2 separate regions of the Homo sapiens genome follow, and region 1 is linked to region 2. Evidence: read pairs that join two places in POLR2A ChIA-PET (ENCODE). Cell type or tissue: PC-3. All regions are shown on one strand. Each heading gives the region's core, and the rest is flanking DNA. Links, peaks and the distances in the headings are about the cores only.

Evidence for each region. Peaks named below come from ENCODE experiments on the same cell type or tissue, not always from the same donor. Only the 100,000 strongest peaks of a DNase experiment are listed, where the experiment ranks them.
Region 1: POLR2A ChIA-PET joins it to region 2 with 10 read pairs; 1 of 35 experiments calls an interaction of 5 or more read pairs at or near these places.

The regions. Positions count from the first base shown.
Region 1 is chr14:61,529,722-61,534,917 of GRCh38, reverse strand. PRKCH (protein kinase C eta) reads right to left here. Exons shown (of 14, transcript NM_006255.5): 12 at 4,323-4,511. Among named protein-coding and RNA genes, the nearest start is that of PRKCH-AS2, 13 kb to the left of the region's middle. In PC-3, for the core only: no CTCF peak of the experiment used is centred there; no DNase peak of the experiment used is centred there; H3K27ac peaks cover 1,340 bases.
Region 2 is chr14:62,000,603-62,005,798 of GRCh38, reverse strand. The region is part of intron 3 of SYT16 (synaptotagmin 16); the gene reads right to left. Among named protein-coding and RNA genes, the nearest start is that of LINC00644, 140 kb to the left of the region's middle. In PC-3, for the core only: no CTCF peak of the experiment used is centred there; DNase peaks (open chromatin) are centred at 1,888, 2,978 and 3,628; H3K4me3 peaks cover 1,934 bases; H3K27ac peaks cover 2,500 bases.

The DNA.
Region 1 (5,196 bases), core at 913-3,412, 470 kb after region 2:
GTTAGCAATACTAATCACTTACTCTTGTATCGTGCATTCCACTTGGAAAACACTTTCATGTATACTGCCTTATTTGAAGCGGGCACTATAGGTGTTATTATCACACCTTTATAGACTGAAAATCAGTGGCAGAAGTCACATGAGGTCTAGGGTGTGTTCTTTCCATTCTAACATGTAAAGTCCCTTCATCTCTCTGGGCCCGTTTCCTCATCTACAGATGAGGAAATGTGGACAAAATATTTTTAAACTATTTCCAGCTCTACAATTCTGTGTTTATGCCTCTAATGATCACAAAGCTCTATAAAATTAAGGGCAAAGACAAATAATTACAGTTCAAAACTTAGCACTCATGATTTCCCTACTGTTTTTAGAACTATGCAAAACACCATCCAATGGATTCAACTATTCACATGAGGAACTCTTGAAGTCACCAAGCTCCCAGAAAGCCTGATCTTAGGTGGACACAAAATTCTGGAAAAAGGCGTCAAGTCAATATTGGTAAAGAACACAGTATACCTTGATCTGGCCCTGTGCAGCCAAATGAATGCTTGTTCAGAGTGCACGTACCACATCTTACTTATCTATTCATCTGTTGATGGACACATGGGTTGCTTCCACCTTCGGGCTATTGTACGTAATGCTGCTATGGACATGGGTGTACAAATATCTATTAGAGTTCCCACTTTCAATTCTTTTGGGTAAATATCCAGAAGTAGAAGTGCTAGATCATATGGTAATTCTGCTTAATTTTCTGAAGAACCTCCCACCATACCATTATCCACACCATTTTACATCCTCATCAGCAGTGCACAAAGGCCCCAATTGATTTAAGTAATGTGTTAAATGGCCTTTGATGAGTCACAATTTCTCAGTACCTCATGGTTTCCTCATCTATAAAACGAGGGGGTTGGAAGGGACAATCTCTAAGTTTTCTTCTGGTAGTAAAATAACTATATTGGCCTAATTAAATCAAGTTGCAATTAGAGCCAGAAAGCAGCCTGAGTGGTTGGCATAGCACACCTTGCTATCTCGAACCCTCCTCCTAATATGACAAATACTTTTTCAGAGATAAGGGCAGAGTGTAAAAAAATCATTTCATGCATGCAGCTCTCAGCAGTAATAGTGCAGGACACTTCCTGGGCACGTACCCTGTGCCAAGCACTGCTTCAGGCACCCACACATGTTATCTCATGCCAACCACGCAGTAGCCCTGTGGGTTGTACACCCCACCTGCTGAGGCATGGAAGAATTAGGCCATTTGCCCAAGGAAATGGAGAGGAAACTAAGGCATGCAAGAATTATGCCATTTGCCCAAGGTCACACAGCCTATTAGTCAAAGAGCCAAGATCTGCCCCCAGGCAGCTCTGCTCTGGAGGCAGGTTCTTAACCAACCCAATTCTGATGCCTTTCCCTCCTCAGTGTGTCTCCTCAAGTCTTGAGTGCTCTGAACATTTCTTTTTTCTCTTTGATCACATTTCTATTTAAATGTCTCAGTCCCCTGCAAAGACTAGCTGAATGTTTTCATCTATACCATTTAAGCTTCTTGTTTTTAGGCATGGAGAGTAAAATGCACAAAAAAAAAAAAAAAATCCCAGAAATCCTCTTAGTGATTTTTTTTTTTTTAGTAATTTTATCTGACAACATTTAAGTGTTTTTAAGAAAATTACATTGAAGGTACATGCCTTGAAGGAGGAAAAAACAGAATGCTTATTATGTGCCCGGGAAGTTTACCTATATTATTTCATATAATCTGGACAATCACCCTATGGTATGGATTTTATTACCTCTATTTTACAAGCAAGGACACTGAGATTCAGAGAGGCACAGAGGCTCACCAAGGCCACTCAGCCAGAAGGTAACAGGACTGGGAGGCAGGCCCGGCACTGTGAGCCCAGAGCCCCTGCTCCTTCCTATGTGGAAGATACCCAGAGAGAGCGTCGAGTGTTATTTAGGAAAATGAGTGCTAGACGCATGATATGTAACAATCGCAGCTGCTGCCTCCATCAGTGGAGCAGCTGGCATGAGAAAGGAGCTGAAATAAAGAGAAGTGAAGGGACTTGTAGCTTCCCAAAAGTGAACCTGCAAGGAGAGAGAACAACTCAGTCTCCACTGGATGCGATTCTCCTTAGGCACCAGAGGCTGTTTCCTCTTGGAGGAAAGACCATGAGGCTATTACTGGACAGTGTATCTGCTCGTTACCAAAAATATCCATATTTACATAAAAGATATAGCTTGAAGTAACTGAGCTCACCCGGTTAAAAAGAAACAAGTCTTAAAAATTCCATAGGAATCTTAACCTTGCTTAGTACTTGTCCTAGGTTCTAGGCTAAGGGGATGATACCTAGTTTCAGATTTAGTTGGAAAGCATTCTCTCAAGAGGACTCTGAAACACGAGAATGAGGTTGAGGACTTCTAAAAATGTAAAGACAAAAAATTAGGAATGTCCAACTCAAATGGTGATGTGGCCTCTTAAGATTTCTACTAGACCTAGATTCAAAAGGCATAGGGTATCTATCAGAGAAACACTGATCTGGATTGCTAATCCAGTGTTTATATTAGAGAATATAAAAATTTATTGAGGCATAGACTGACTTTTATTTCCTACCCTTCATGGTACCAAGCCTAGTGACCTTTATACACCAATGCTGATAACAGGCATTTTTTTTATGGCTTGAACCAGTATTTTAATTTGAATTATGAACTGTGGGGTCCTTCATCTAAATATTAAAACTACTAAATCAGCTACAGTAATTGGACTAAATATGTGGAGCATGGAAAACCATTAGTATGATGAAGGTGGCTGTTGCAGGCCACAGAAGGCTGGCATGCTTTTTTACAAAAAGCCAGGTGCTGGGCCATGGAAGTAGGAAAGTGATCATGCAAAGTACGCCTCCGTCTGCAGCACGATGAGGCTGTGTTATCATGGTTTATGTTATCAAAATTGGCTGCAGCCAACCTAGGTGAGTACATTTCCCTTCAGGAAGTTAAGAAACTTCATGGCACAAATCCACGAAGACAGGCCCTTCTCTGTGACTTTTTTTTTCCATAAAATTATAAAAGCCATATTTATGGTTTCCTCTAAAATTTCTACTAATATAACAAATGAACTGTTCTTACAAAAACATGTTAGATAGGAGATATTTGGTAGAATCCCAAAGTACTGTGCTTTTATTTCTGTGAAATTAGTGCTTTCTCAGTTTCAGGAGGGTACTGACACCTCAGCTTGAGGATTGAGCTATGTGTTATGATTCACTTTGGTAATATTTGCCTCAGAAGGATTTCTGTGATTATTTCTCTTTTAGCGATGTAGAGAATTCTCAGGGACAATCAAGCCTTCAGCCCCAGTACACAGTGACCCACATAAAAAATGTCCCTGAAATGGCACTGATTATAGGGCTAGAAGTTTCTAAAGAGAAACAAGTCTTTCAACAAGATAGCAAATATTTCCCACATTTTGCTTTTGTCTCAAATTACTGAAAGGATATAACTTAAGGATAGTAATTCTTATGCCATAGATACTATCCAACAGAATATAGATTGTTCTGATTTATCCCTTCTTGAAAAACTGATCTTTTATTTGCCTTTACAACCCCTCTGCATATAGTAGGTGAAAATACATGATTTTGGAGCTCAACTAATGTGGTTACAGAACTGACCCAAATTACATGTACTTTATTTTCAACATAAAGGCGTCCAGTACATGTTTATCCTCAATTCAAAGGCATCCAGCACAGTGCCTTAAATGCACACACAGAAAAGACTTTCTCAACATGATCCATTACAACATTGCACCTGCAGCCTGGGCGTGGCACCCGGCTTTCATAAGAATAACATGGAGGCAAAATAGATCTGCAGAGGTTTGGAAAACCTTCCTTCTCCTCTCCCAGCCCTAAGAGAAAGACCCGACCGCTTCATCCTGCAACTTGAAGATGCCAACAGAAACACAATTGATATAATAACAGGCTGGGAATGGCATTTACTTGACCCAAAACTCTGGTGTGGCCTGACTGTATGAAGGGGAAACATCACCTGCCCTCAACTAAAGTTACGAAGTGCTAGAAATACTTGCTATTTGGCAAACAAAGTTATCAAGGGCTATTGAAATTGACCCCAAAATAACTACTGCATAAGAGAGGGTCTATTGCATAAGAGAGGGTAACAGCCTGACAGAACTCTGGTTCTTTGATTCTTTAGATTAGAACAATACAAATTTTAGTTAGAGCTAGTGGTTTACTGGTGGGAAGTACTGAAAAGACTCAAGCAGCACATGAAACAAGCTGGTTTGCAATACATCAGAAGCTAGCTGGGTAAGCCAAACTTACAGATTTTAGGATCCCTGTGGCATCTTCATGGAGCCAGGTAGGGTAGACCACCTCATCATTCAGTATGGCCTCAAAGAGGTCATCTTCGTTCTCTGCCTCAAAAGGCGCGTGACCACAGAGCATCTCATAGAGCAACACGCCCATTGCCCACCAGTCTACTGCAGGCCCGTACAGCATTTCCTGGAGGATCTGTGCAAAGGGGGCAGCGTGAGAAGGTGGTTCATACATCAGATTAACAAATGTGTTCTTCATAACTAGGGAAATTGATGCATTAGGAAATATCAAAGTTTTTTTAAAAAAGTCTCCTGTGCTAGCAAGCGTATTTCATTCCATTTCTACAGAGTGGTCTGTTTTCCCTGTGGTCAACTCAGAGGTGCCTTCTCATCTAGGTGAGCAAATATTTATGGCCTGATTGGGCCACTGTGATGGGCTCGTGCAGATCCCAAACAGAAAGGGTTCTGGAAATATATCAGTCTGGAAAAAAAAGGGGACTGGGTTCACTCACTCATACGGGAAGGATTCAAGGATTCAAGAGCCTTTCTTTAGTTCTGCTAAATGACGCTGAAATTAAATCACTAAGTAGAGACAAAAAGGAAAATAAATAGCCATGAATGGCGTACACTTTGTCTTCATTTAGGGCTAAAGCCCAAAGCAACTGCAAAGTTTACATATATATATATATTTTTTTTTATTATACTTTAAGTTTTAGGGTACATGCGCACATTGTGCAGGTTAGTTACATATGTATACATGTGCCATGCTGGTGCGCTGCACCCACTAACTCGTCATCTAGCATTAGGTATATCTCCCAATGCTATCCCTCCCCCCTCCCCCCACCCCACCACAGTCCCCAGAGTGTGATATTCCCCTTCCT
Region 2 (5,196 bases), core at 1,811-4,310:
TATACTTGTGTATACTTGTCTGTTCCCCACAATGTTTTGTACGTGGTAGGTGTTCAATACATATTTGATTGGTTAAAAGGGGCCATAGTATAACACCTCTCTTTATAGAGAAATGTTCCTCCTCATATCTACTTACACACCCACACCACTCTTTATCATTTTCTACTGCTCTTATTTTGCCTGTGAAATGGAAAGAAGTGGGTGGAATTCAAAGTCATAATGCTGTTTAAGGACTAATGTGAAAACTTCCAGGAAGCTAAAGGGAGCATACTTTTCCCTCTTCTTCCCTCTAAGTACCACCCTAAACCCTAGACATTGTCTATAAAACAGAGATCAGAAGACTGAGAAGTACAGAGAAGAAGGCAGAATGGATAGGAACCTTGGGACTCAAGGAACAACACAGTCGTGAGTTCCCTGGGCTCTTTTACCTCATATATCCCAGACCTGAAGCTGAAGAAGCTGGCAACACAAAAATGTCAATGTACACCGACCAAAACAAAAGTCTCAATAAAGGCTTGCTCTTTCTTCCCAAAGGACTAGGAAAAGGGCAGCCTAGTAAGCCAGAAAATGTTTAGATAGGACCTGCTCTACTCCAGCCAAACAGCACAGAAAAAAATTGTGTCCTCATCTTCACCCATGACAAGGCCACATAGGGAACCTAGACTTCCATCCTCACCAATCTGTAATGAGGCAACCCAATACTCTCACAAGGCATGCCAGACAAGGCCAAGCTAGGAACTGGAACTTCTATCCCTGATGCCAGAGGTGAGTATCCCCCACCCACACAGTGTTCACTGGAGACCATCTGGGAAGCCTCATCTACCACCCCTGCCTGGAAGTCATGAGGCACACCTCCCCCTCCCCATTTAGGTGATGTCAAGGGAGGTCTAGTAGAGACCCAAGACTTTCACCACAACCCAGTGGTAATGAGGCCACCCACACCGCAGGGTCAGTGGAAACCACATGAGGAGATGGAACTCCCATCTTAACTCAGCATTAATGAAGAGCACCTCTTCAAGGGTCAAAGATGCCAAGAGGGGAACCTCGTCTTCTGCCTCCACAGTAATGAGGTGGTATCCCATTGCATGCCAGAACCATGTCACAGACTCTTCATGGCACGTCTTTTTGGTGGAACAATGACAAAATAATGACAATTATTTCTCTTTATATGTTCATATTCTCTTAGGTTCCTTCTTACAAGCTACTATAATAGTTCTCCAATATTCTCCCCTCCAATTTAGCCTCCAAACTGATGCTAAAGTTATCCTTCTATATCAGAGTTCTGTGGGTGCTACCCTTGATTAAGATCTTTCTAAGATTCCCAACTGTTTACAGGATTATACGGTTTCCCTCTGTGTCCCCACTCAAACCTCATCTTGAATTGTAATCCCCATGTGTGGAGGGAGGGACAAGGTGGGAGGTGATTGGATCATGCAGGCAGTTTCCCCCATGCTGTTCTCATGATAATGAGGGAGTACTCATGAGATCTGAGGGTTTAAAAGTGACGCTTCCCTTTTGCTCACTCTCGCTTGTGCGCTCTCTCTCTCTGTCTCTCTGTCTCTCCTGTTGCCATGTAAGATGTGCCTTGCTTCTCCTTCACCTTCTGCCATAATTGTAAGTTTCTTCAGGCCTCCCCAGCCATGCAGAACTATGAATCAATTAAAGCTTTTTTCTTTATAAATTACCCAGTCTCCGGTATGTCTTTATAGCAGTGTGAAAATGGACTAATACACAGGATGAAGGCTAAATTCTTAACACAAAAACCAAAGACCTTCCCAATCACAGCCTTAGCTCTAGCCTCATGATCCATCCCTGAAAATGTCAGGCTTGTTCACATGTCAGCATTCACGACATTTCCTCCAGGTGGAATGCCTTTCTCCTTTCATTCACTTATTAAATTCTGACTCATCCTGACAAGAACTTTATCTGATCACCTCTGGCAAAATCATCACAAAAGTTATCACGTACATAACTATAACTTCTCACAAACTTTTTTTATAGGATTGGTTACATATATCTTACACATCACAGAACTCTTTAATGGAAGACCAATATGTTCTTTACACAATTATCCCTCAGCCCAAACATGCTACCCAGTTTAATAAGAATGTCCAATTCAATTTCACAGTGTAGTGTTAAGCATATAAACTCTATGTTCCAGCTTCCACTTAAGATGTAGACAGTTGGAAATAATGCTCCCACTCTTTAAACAACAACAAAATTTATATAAGTGGTCAAATCACATATTTTCTTAAACTCAGCAACCAACTAGTCCAAAAGTTAAAAAGAGGCAACTTATCTCAAGGAGAGAAAGAACACAAGCACTTGCTGGCAAGGGGCAGATACTAGATTCATACAAGCTGGTAAGAATTAAATGAATATTTTCCAGTTATTTGTAAAGGCCCAGTGGACTAGCACAGAAGTACAGAACCCATGGGAGTCACAAACCAAATGGAAATTCAAGCCCACTTAGAAGTTCTTCACAGAGCTCACCAGGCACTCACAAGAAAGACGGGTGGAGAGCAGGGGCAGAGAAAGCTGCTGTCGTGATACAGTCATGAGGAAGGGGAACAATGGCTACTACAGGCAAAATAAGAAGCCCCACCAAGATTCTGCTCTTGAATTTCCACTATGAAACAAAAGCCTTAGGCCACTTGGGGAAGGGTAGCTGATAAGTTTTGGCTGTGTCCCCACCCAAATCTCATCTTGAATTGCAGTTCCCATAATCCCCACATGTGGTGGGAGGGACCCAAAGGGAGGTAACTGAATCATGGGGGTGGTTTCCCCCATGCTATTCTCATAATAATGTGTAAGTTCTCATGAGCTCTGATGGTTTTACAAGGGACTTCCCCCTTTACTCAGCTCTCATTCTTCTTGCTGCTGTCATGTGAAGGATACATTTGCTTCCCCTTCCACCATGACTTTAAGTTTCCTGAGGCCTCTCCAGCCCTGTGGAACTATGAGTCAATTAAACCTCTTTTCTTTTTAAATTACCCAGTCTCAGGCAGCTCTTGATAGCATCATGAGAATGCACTAATACAACAGCAAATCCTGTTGCTTTCAGACCACAGGTAAAGACACGTTAAGGTGAGTAAGCAGAACAGAGTAAACACTTCTATCCCTGGGGAAGGGGCAGGAAAAACTCCTGGGGTCAGACCACTGCAGATTCCCCTGTCTCCGGGGAGAGAGGCAGGATTACTGAGAACGTCCTAACCTCAAGACATAGGAACACAGCAATTGCCTAAGACCGAGAGCACTCTACAACAGCAGGAAACACAACCTCCAACTCAACCACATCACACTAGCAAACAATAAGTAATGCATAATAACAGGCTTTTCCTGGGAAGGGGCAAAAGCCTGAAAGGAGAGACACTCTCTGATGCATAGGCAAAAAGAGGAGACGATGTTAAAGATGGAGCCAATATTGACAAAACTGTGTAACAAACAAGCCCCTACCCTAAACACAATGTAGTAATAGAGCATTTTGAAGCCTGTATTGCACTGAGATGAACGATAACAACAAAACAAAAACCCAACTCAAATGCTGACTAAACTGACTCAACCCCCTCACACTAAACATCCTGCATTAGAAAAGATTTGCTCACTTCCAGGCAAAAAATATCGCATACTTTCCCTACATATAATGTTCTATTTTCAGTCATAAATTACAAGACAAACAAAAAAGAAACAAAGAAAAACATCCTGTCTAGAGACAAAACAACCAAGACAGCCAAACTCAAATATGACTCAGATATTGGAACTATCAGACAAGGAATTTTAAAATAACTGTGATTAATATGTTAAAAGCCATAATGAAAAGGGGGGAATGTACATGAAGTGATGAGCAGAGGGACTGAAACTATTTTAAAATGCAATCAAATCAAAATGCTAGACACGAAAAACACGGTAACAAAAATAAAAAAGGCTTTCGTAGACTTGATGCTGTCAAAGAAAATATTAGTAAACTTGAAGATATGTTAGTAGGTACTACCCAAGCTGAACTACGAAGAAGAAAAAAAAGTGATGAAACAAAGAAAAATATCTGAGAGCTGTGGGATAATACCAATCTAATATTTGTACAACTGAATACCAGAAGGAGGAACAAGAGAGAATGGGGTAGAATAAATATTTGAAGACATGATCACCAAAACTTTTTCAAAAGTAATGAAAGCATTAAACCCACAGACCTAATAAGCTTAGAAAACACAAGAAAAACAAATACCAAAACATACACATGCATGCATGTCCATGCACAAACACTCCTAGACACACTCTACTGAAGTCCAAAGATAAAGACAAAATCTTCAAAGCTCCAAGTGAAAGAAACACATATTACATGCAGAAAAATAAATGAAAGTATTATAGCAAGCCATAAGATAGTGAAATGGCAATCTTAAAGTGCTGAAAGAAAATGACTGTCAACCAACATTCTATACCTAGCTAAAATATTTTTCAAATAATTGAGAAAATTTTTCAAGCAAAAGCTGACATAATTCTTTAGCAGCATATATACAGTATAAGAAATGTTAAAATGAAGAATGCTTCAAATTGAATAAATGAAGGTAATAAATAAAAATAATTAAAATATTTTTAAACATAAATGTCACGCATTTTTCAAAGAAAAGTTGAGATAATTCATAAGTGGTATATGTTCATGTGGCATAAATGAGGTAAATATAATCTTTTTATCTTTTTAAATTTTTGGTTTTGAGGAGGGGTTTTTAAAAATTATTTTTAGAGATGGGGTCTCAATCTGTCACCTAGGCTGGAGTGCAGTGGCACAATCACAGTTCACTGCAGCCTTAAACTCCTGGGCTCAAGCATTCCTCCCACCTCAGCCTTTTTTTGTCTTATTTTAACCATTCTAAGAGATAACCAATAGTCTAGGGCAAAGCAGTATCAGCGTATTATACGTTTATTGCATGTATAAGACTAAAATATATGACATCAATAAAACAAAGGATAAGCAGGAAGAATTGAGTATACTGTTGCAACATCATCAAACTATACATGAAATAGTACAGTATTATTTCAAGATAGACTGAAGTTAATTAAAGATCCATGCATTAGGGATCCTAGGATGACCATTAAGCCTTTTTTTAACATGAGCCCAGAGTGGATATATAATGAAATCATAAAAATACTCAGTACAAAGAAAGCAGAAAAATTAGGATAAAAGAAACAAAGAACAGATGG